Linked DNA regions of Homo sapiens: region 2 is linked to region 1. The links are chromatin contacts, found by Hi-C or POLR2A ChIA-PET in ENCODE. All regions are on one chromosome and are shown on one strand. Each heading gives the region's core, a stretch centred on a gene start or an enhancer-like site at or near the end of the contact. The rest is flanking DNA. Distances are from core to core; before and after follow the strand shown.

What was found. Hi-C counts contacts between places; a loop is a spot of excess contacts on that map. ChIA-PET counts read pairs that join two places held with the same protein, here RNA polymerase II (POLR2A). Pooled maps may share reads with other maps.
Region 2: a loop to region 1 is called in a pooled map, with 2.3 times the contacts of the local background. The contact joins the enhancer-like site here to the promoter of LINC00649 in region 1. A Hi-C loop is called at or near these places in 3 of 50 pooled maps. POLR2A ChIA-PET finds 5 or more read pairs at or near these places in 2 of 52 experiments (activated CD4-positive, alpha-beta T cell and activated T-cell).

What each region holds. Positions count from the first base shown.
Region 1 is chr21:33,929,038-33,932,927 of GRCh38, forward strand. It overlaps LINC00649 (long intergenic non-protein coding RNA 649), which reads left to right and starts at 2,085. Exons shown (of 3, transcript NR_038883.2): 1 at 2,085-2,705. RefSeq lists an enhancer at 1,738-2,379.
Region 2 is chr21:34,932,261-34,936,150 of GRCh38, forward strand. All of the region lies in intron 2 of RUNX1 (RUNX family transcription factor 1), which reads right to left. Among named protein-coding and RNA genes, the nearest start is that of RUNX1-AS1, 98 kb to the left of the region's middle. Within about 2 kb of position 1,916, at least 5 of the 41 ENCODE cell types and tissues checked have a DNase peak (open chromatin) inside an H3K27ac peak, as active enhancers do.

The sequences.
Region 1 (3,890 bases), core at 835-3,334:
GTGCTGAAAAAAATGTATATTCTGTTGATTTGGGGTGGAGAGTTCTGTAGATGTCTATTAGGTCTGCTCGGTGCAGAGCTGAGTTCAATTCCTGGGTATCCTTGTTGACTTTCTGTCTCGTTGATCTGTCTAATGTTGACAATGGGGTGTTAAAATCTCCCATTATTAATGTGTGGGAGTCTAAGTCTCTTTGTAGGTCACTCAGGACTTGCTTTATGAATCTGGGTGCTCCTGTATTGGGTGCATATATATGTAGGATAGTTAGCTCTTCTTGTTGAATTGATCCCTTTACCATTATGTAATGGCCTTCTTTGTCTCTTTTGATCTTTGTTGGTTTAAAGTCTGTTTTATCAGAGACTAGGATTGCAACCCCTGCCTTTTTTTGTTTTCCATTTGCTTGGTAGATCTTCCTCCATCCTTTTATTTTGAGCCTATGTGTGTCTCTGTATGTGAGATGGGTTTCCTGAATATAGCACACTGATGGGTCTTGACTCTTTATCCAATTTGCCAGTCTGTGTCTTTTAATTGGAGCATTTAGTCCATTTACATTTAAAGTTAATATTGTTATGTGTGAATTTGATCCTGTCATTATGATGTTAGCTGATTATTTTGCTTGTTAGTTGATGCAGTTTCTTCCTAGTCGCGATGGTCTTTACATTTTGGCATGATTTTGCAGCGGCTGGTACCGGTTGTTCCTTTCCATGTTTAGCGCTTCCTTCAGGAGCTCTTTTAGGGCAGGCCTGGTGGTGACAAAATCGCTCAGCATTTGCTTGTCTGTAAAGTATTTTATTTCTCCTTCGCTTATGAAGCTTAGTTTGGCTGGATATGAAATTCTGGGTTGAAAATTCTTTTCTTTAAGAATGTTGAATATCGGCCCCCACTCTCTTCTGGCTTGTAGGGTTTCTGCCAAGAGATCCGCTGTTAGTCTGATGGGCTTCCCTTTGAGGGTAACCCGACCTTTCTCTCTGGCTGCCCTTAACATTTTTTCCTTCATTTCAACTTTGGTGAATCTGACAATTATGTGTCTTGGAGTTGCTCTTCTCGAGGAGTATCTTTGTGGCGTTCTCTGTATTTCCTGAATCTGAACGTTGGCCTGCCTTGCTAGATTGGGGAAGTTCTCCTGGATAATATCCTGCAGAGTATTTTCCAACTTGGTTCCATTCTCCCCATCACTTTCAGGTACACCAATCAGACGTAGATTTGGTCTTTTCACATAGTCCCAAATTTCTTGGAGGCTTTGCTCATTTCTTTTTATTCTTTTTTCTCTAAACTTCCCTTCTCGCTTCATTTCATTCATTTCATCTTCCATCACTGATACCCTTTCTTCCAGTTGATCCCATCGGCTCCTGAGGCTTCTGCATTCTTCACGTAGTTCTCGAGCCTTGGTTTTCAGCTCCATCAGCTCCTTTAAGCACTTCTCTGCATTGGTTATTCTAGTTATATATTCTTCTAAATTTTTTTCAAAGTTTTCAACTTCTTTACCTTTGGTTTGAATGTCCTCCCGTAGCTCAGAGTAATTTGATCGTCTGAAGCCTTCTTCTCTCAGCTCGTCAAAGTCATTCTCCATCCAGCTTTGTTCCGTTGCTGGTGAGGAACTGCGTTCCTTTGGAGGAGGAGAGGCGCTCTGCATTTTAGAGCTTCCAGTTTTTCTGTTCTGTTTTTTCCCCATCTTTGTGGTTTTATCTACTTTTGGTCTTTGATGATGGTGATGTACAGATGGGATTTTGGTGTGGATGTCCTTTCTGTTTATTAGTTTTCCTTCTAACAGACAGGACCCTCAGCTGCAGGTCTGTTGGAATACCCTGCCGTGTGAGGTGTCAGTGTGCCCCTGCTGGGGGGTGCCTCCCAGTTAGGCTGCTCGGGGGTCAGGGGTCAGGGACCCACTTGAGGAGGCAGTCTGCCCGTTCTCAGATCTGCAGCTGCGTGCTGGGAGAACCACTGCTCTCTTCAAAGCTGTCAGACAGGGACATTTAAGTCTGCAGAGGTTACTGCTGTCTTTTTGTTTGTCTGTGCCCTGCCCCCAGAGGTGGAGCCTACAGAGGCAGGCAGGCCTCCTTGAGCTGTGGTGGGCTCCACCCAGTTCCAGCTTCCCGGCTGCTTTGTTTACCTAATCAAGCCTGGGCAATGGCGGGCTCCCCTCCCCCAGCCTCGCTGCTGCCTTGCAGTTTGATCTCAGACTGCTGTGCTAGCAATCAGCGAGACTCCGTGGGCGTAGGACCCTCCGAGCCAGGTGTGGGATATAGTCTCGTGGTGCGCCGTTTTTTAAGCCCGTCGGAAAAGCGCAGTATTCGGGTGGGAGTGACCCGATTTTCCAGGTGCGTCCGTCACCCCTTTCTTTGACTCGGAAAGGGAACTCCCTGACCCCTTGCGCTTCCCAAGTGAGGCAATGCCTCGCCCTGCTTCGGCTCGCGCACGGTGCGCGCACCCACTGACCTGCGCCCACTGTCTGGCACTCCCTAGAGAGATGAACCCGGTACCTCAGATGGAAATGCAGAAATCACCGTCTTCTGCGTCGCTCACGCTGGGAGCTGTAGACCAGAGCTGTTCCTATTCGGCCATCTTGGCTCCTTATTCTCATTACCTTCTTGAGTTGTGGCTCAGACACTACAACAGAGCTCTGTCACCTCTTTCTAAAAGCTGGGAAATGGTTATTGTCAACGCCAGCCCCATTTTGGAGGCACCTGGTTGCAGGGGACCACAGCTAGGTGAGTCACAACTGGGTGTCTTCATCAGGGGGTTTACAAGGGAAGACAGACTAGTGATTTTAGAACAATCAGCAATCAGGGCACATTGGCAAGCAAGCACAGAGCAAGATTTATTTTATAAAAAAGAGCGTTTATGTTTGGTTCAAACAAAAATGTGAGAACGGCCGAGGCTTTGTAGGAGTTCACCACGAAAAAGGAAATTACATGGTAAAAAAAAAAAAAAGAAAAAAAAGAAAGATAAATTCTACATTTTTTTCTTTATATAATTATTTAGCTGGAGCAAAAGTGAAAGTAAAAGTTGGGGCAAGGAAACACATTCAGATGTGGGGAAGTGCTCCCAGAACGTGGGACAGCGAGTGGCGGAGTCCGATTTTGAAATGCTCCAGAGAGAATATGATCTTCCTGGACCCCACAGTGGGATGCACCACCCCAAAAACCATTGGCAAAGTTTGGTGACAGAGGAATCATTTTGTTTCTTTTTATGCATAAAGAACACACAGAAAGGAACACTTGCTTTGAGGATCCTGGTAAATCAGGCTGGTGTTCTGTTGGGGCAGTGCAGTTTGGTACAAGGAAGTGGTCACTGCTGACCCCACGGAGAGGCTGGGAAAAGCGTAGATGAGGTGACTGGAGAATAAAGGAGGCTTTTTCTAGCTCAAGGTTTAAAGGCAGCCACAGTGTCTGTAGCAGATGAATTAGTGTGACCTTGGAGATGGCCCCTTGACCCGAAAGTGGTAAAGAATGCCATACTTTTCATTTTGCAGGACACCTCCTTGGGGGAGGCTGGGCTGGTAGCATATTTCTACGGGCTTATGGTTCTGTGGATAGAATTGTAGGGCTGGATAAAAGCACTGGCTATTTTGAGTTTTTAAGCAATCAGGGGGCTATTAGTGGGGTGGTCTTTGGGAACCAAGGCCAAATCTGCAGGACAGCAGAGTAATTCAGATCATCTATATTGTATGGCTTGAAATGGGATAGAAAGCCATCTTTATTCATTCATTCATTGCAGGCATGAACTCTTTAAACAAATATGAGTGGCCTATTTGAGATCATGATAGAAATTGTAGGGAATAGAGAAGCAACCAAGACTGACCCTATAAGGAGCTGTCACCAACTCCCTTTGAATCAATTTTAACTTTTTTCTTTTTTTTGGGACAAGGCTTTCACCCAGGATGGAGTGCAGTG
Region 2 (3,890 bases), core at 666-3,165, 1.0 Mb after region 1:
AATGAATGAATGAAAGAGTAAGTGAAAGTTAGGAGGAGGAGCTGGTTTTGAGGAAAAGAGGACAAGTTATATTTTATACATTCTAAGTTTCAGGTGTTGGCAGGGCCCTCTGTAGAGATGTCCCCAGTTCAGACATAGCTTTCCAGTCCTCTTCAAACCTACCATTATACCACTGCTGGGTTGTGGGTTCTCCCCTCTAAACGACTACTTCCTGCATATCACTTTCCATATAGCTGATTTATGATTTTCTTTTAGAAAACCATGCCGGTGATCTTTACCTATGTAAAACAGTTACAATTTATTGAGGAGTCCATTATGTGATATCATTTGTGATACAATGTATCATTGAATCTTTATGGCTCCCTAATATTGGGGACAATATTATACCCCTTCTACTGAGGTTACTAACTCAAGTAGTAGAGTTGAGATTCAAATCCAAGTTGCCTTCCTTCTAAATTTTACCCCTGTTTGTTTCCCCACACTGTCTCTCACTACTAAGTGATACATTCTAGAAAATGCTCATGCCATGCTTCTGATCTCATGTTAACCAACGGTGCCTAGTGGAACCTCATTACCCCCGGCATTTCCCATACTCCTCTCCCATTTACCCATTTCTCTCATCCATGATTTTCTGACCAATTAGCCAGTCTGTCCTACATTATACCCATCTCTCTTCTTATTGCATGTGCATCCTCTTTTATGCATTCACTTCTACTCCTATTTCTCACTTTAGTACGTACATGTACGTGTGCATAATGATCACATGCTTTTGAAGTGGTATTAAGAGAGTTTGCACAAAAATTGTGGGACAGATATGGGTATAATGTGGTGTGTGTTCACCCAAAGCTGTTGGCTTTAATCAGGATTGCAAAGCTATACACACAGGACATAACAGTTTATCTTGGAAAATTAGTGGTTGGGAACATCTCGATGGTGGACTTGTTTCAAACTAAACACCTCTTCCTCAACCTTCAGTGCCCTTCTGCAGAGCTGTTAGTGCATGAGTACTGTGAGATGCGTCCTTGTTACATGCTACAAGTAGCCCCTCAGGTAGAAGCCAGTGTTTCCAAATGTCTACATAACTAGGTCAAATTACATCCAGAGCTAGGCTGTGTTGCTCTGATGTGTTTACACTTATTTTCCATTGAATCTAAGTTTCTAATGTTTTAGGTCACTAACAATGAATCCAACATCTGACATTTTATGAGTGGTGGGATGTTATCAATCCTTCAGCAAGTTTTGATGTTTTTTTTATGACTTCTGGCAAGCTGGAGTCATTAGGATTTATTACCAGAAAAGGGAACAAATACTGTTGTTTTACTGTGTTCGACGTATAGTAGCTGAAAGTAGAGTATTTTCAAGACCTATGTTCCTTTTGAAATAAAAAGTTCCTAGGTCTTGCCTTGGTCTTTGGGTTGGCTGGGCATGCAGTACACTGCACTGAACTCACTGGTGTGATGGACCCCGTTCACGCACCACTCCAGACCTTCCTGGCTCAGTGCCTGGGAGTTTGTCTTGCTTCTGGGTCTGGGTGGCCTTGGAAATGGGGCAAAGGATACTGTCATAAAGCCACAGCTGCTGCTATTGCCATCACAGACCAAAGAATTCCCATGTGTGATGCTCACTGACAAGAGGAGTCAGCTGTACCTATGTGCTACTTGGCCAGAACTTAGAGATGCTTGGATTTCCCAGTGGCTACCTGGGGGTTCCAGGTAACAACTTGCAAGTGCAGGGGGAATTAATACTGTATTGGGTGAACTTTTGATCAATGAGAGGCAGTGGATAGGGAGAATCCAGCAGATAAGTTGCTTGCCTTTGTTCTAAGACACAGCAGATTCGTACAGCTTTTCTGTGTATGTCCTGAGAGAGCAAAGGCTTAGCTAAGTTTCTCATGAGCTGTGACTAGCTCTGTGCCTTTTCTTTTGCTTTCACTTTTACTTCCTTGGGACTGTACACCCTGTTGCCCCACCCCAAAAAGCATATAAGCTTTTGAGTCAAGTTTTTTTTTAATTTTTTTTTAATCATCTTAGGCTAAGACACTTTTTGTCCCTTCTGTTAGATTTGAACTCTTGGAGGACTGAGGCCATGTCATTTTCATGTTTCTCTTGATTGCATCTAGATATTTATTGAAACCATGTTTGCTGAATGACAATGTCTGGCTTACCACCCAAAGGAAGTTCAACAAAGGGGAGCAGAATCCCTCAATTCAGGGTGGCTTTGACATTCATGTCACACCCAACCTGCCACACAAATATTGGTCCAGCTCGCTGTGTCTTGGCAGGTGATGGAAGCTTGGCCTTGGAGGCACCAAGGAGCTAAGAGGACTCCATGATATGAACACAAAGGTCGATTCACATGCTGGTGCTTTAGGGGGCATTAAAACCATTCCAGAGAAGCAGGAATAAAGAATATAGGAGCATCTTTGTGGACACTGGGTCTGCAGGTCTAGCAGTAACAGAGGAGGGCATAATGGATTCATGAGGTCAAAGCTGGGATGGACCTTGACTGTAATGAAAAGAGGCCATGAGGGTGTGAATCAGGGAAAGAGGATGAAGGCAGGGGTGGGAGTTGTGTTGAACAATTGGCAGATGATCCAGGAGGCTTCATAGGTTGAAGACTTTCAGCTACTCATTAGGAAACAGCAGGCATATTCCTTCATTTTTCCCCTTTTTCATTTTTTAGACTTCCCCATATTCATTTTCCCTCTCTCTCCCTTACTGCTATTATTTTTTCATGTTTTTGATTCTGTCTTTATTCTACATTTGATGATTCAAAATGTGACATCTTTACATTTAATGAATTCTTAACCCAGTGGTATATGTTTTGAAGAGTGAAATTAATAAAGAGGCTTAGAGAGCAAATAGAAATACACTTCTATAATGAAAATAATCTGTCACTCATGCGTTAGCTGATTCTAGTTGATGTGTTCTTTGGGAGCCTGAAGACAACCGAGAAATGGGTCCTACAGCTGTGAGCTCTCCTTCCACTGCCATGATTTCCTTCACGGAGTCATAGCATTGCTGATTCCTAACTGGGATGTGGTTGGACTTAAACCTTGGTTTAAATCCTGACTCTGATATCCAAACATCCTAAGAGTCAAGTGCCTGGTTTCTTAGTTTCTGATTTTTTACACAGATAATACCTTCACAAACACATACGGTATATGGAAGTTGAAGAAAGAAATGAAATAATGTTTAAATATGACTTTGAACATATTCAACAAAACTCTCGGGTTCAGGAATTTTAGTATTGTGGTAAGAATATGATTGCTGTGAATGACAATAATAGTTGAGCTAGCCCTTCAGTGAACAAGTTGAGACACTTTTTTTTTTTGTAACCTGGTTAACATAGGGTTTCTCAACCTCAGAACTCTTGACATTTTGGGCTGGATGAATCATTGCTGTGGAGAGCTATGCTGTGTATTGTAGGATGTTTTGGCTCATCCCTAACCCCTACCTATTAGATGCCATTAGCCTCCCCTACTCCTGATGTCACATCCAAAAATGTCTCCTGACATTGCCAAATGTCCCTTCCTGGGTAAAATCTTTCCCAGGTGAGAACCACTGGGATACAGCATGTCCACTAGAGCTATAGTTTTCCTCCTTATATTAACGTGTTGACTAAAACTTAAAAAGCAAACATAATAGATACCTCCAAACAGCAAATGGGCTAATGCAGTTGGTATACACAACAGTACATCTGCCAATGTTTATACATAGCACACGGCTGTACTCAGCTGCAGCCAGTGACAAACAGAATTCGGAGTTTACTTTCAGTCCACACTAAGAGGTGACTAACATGGCGGGATAAAAAGCCAGGAGACCCCCCTTCCCAGAAGCCCCCCTTTGAATCACAACACATATGTGAGTAATGACTGTGAATTGAATTTA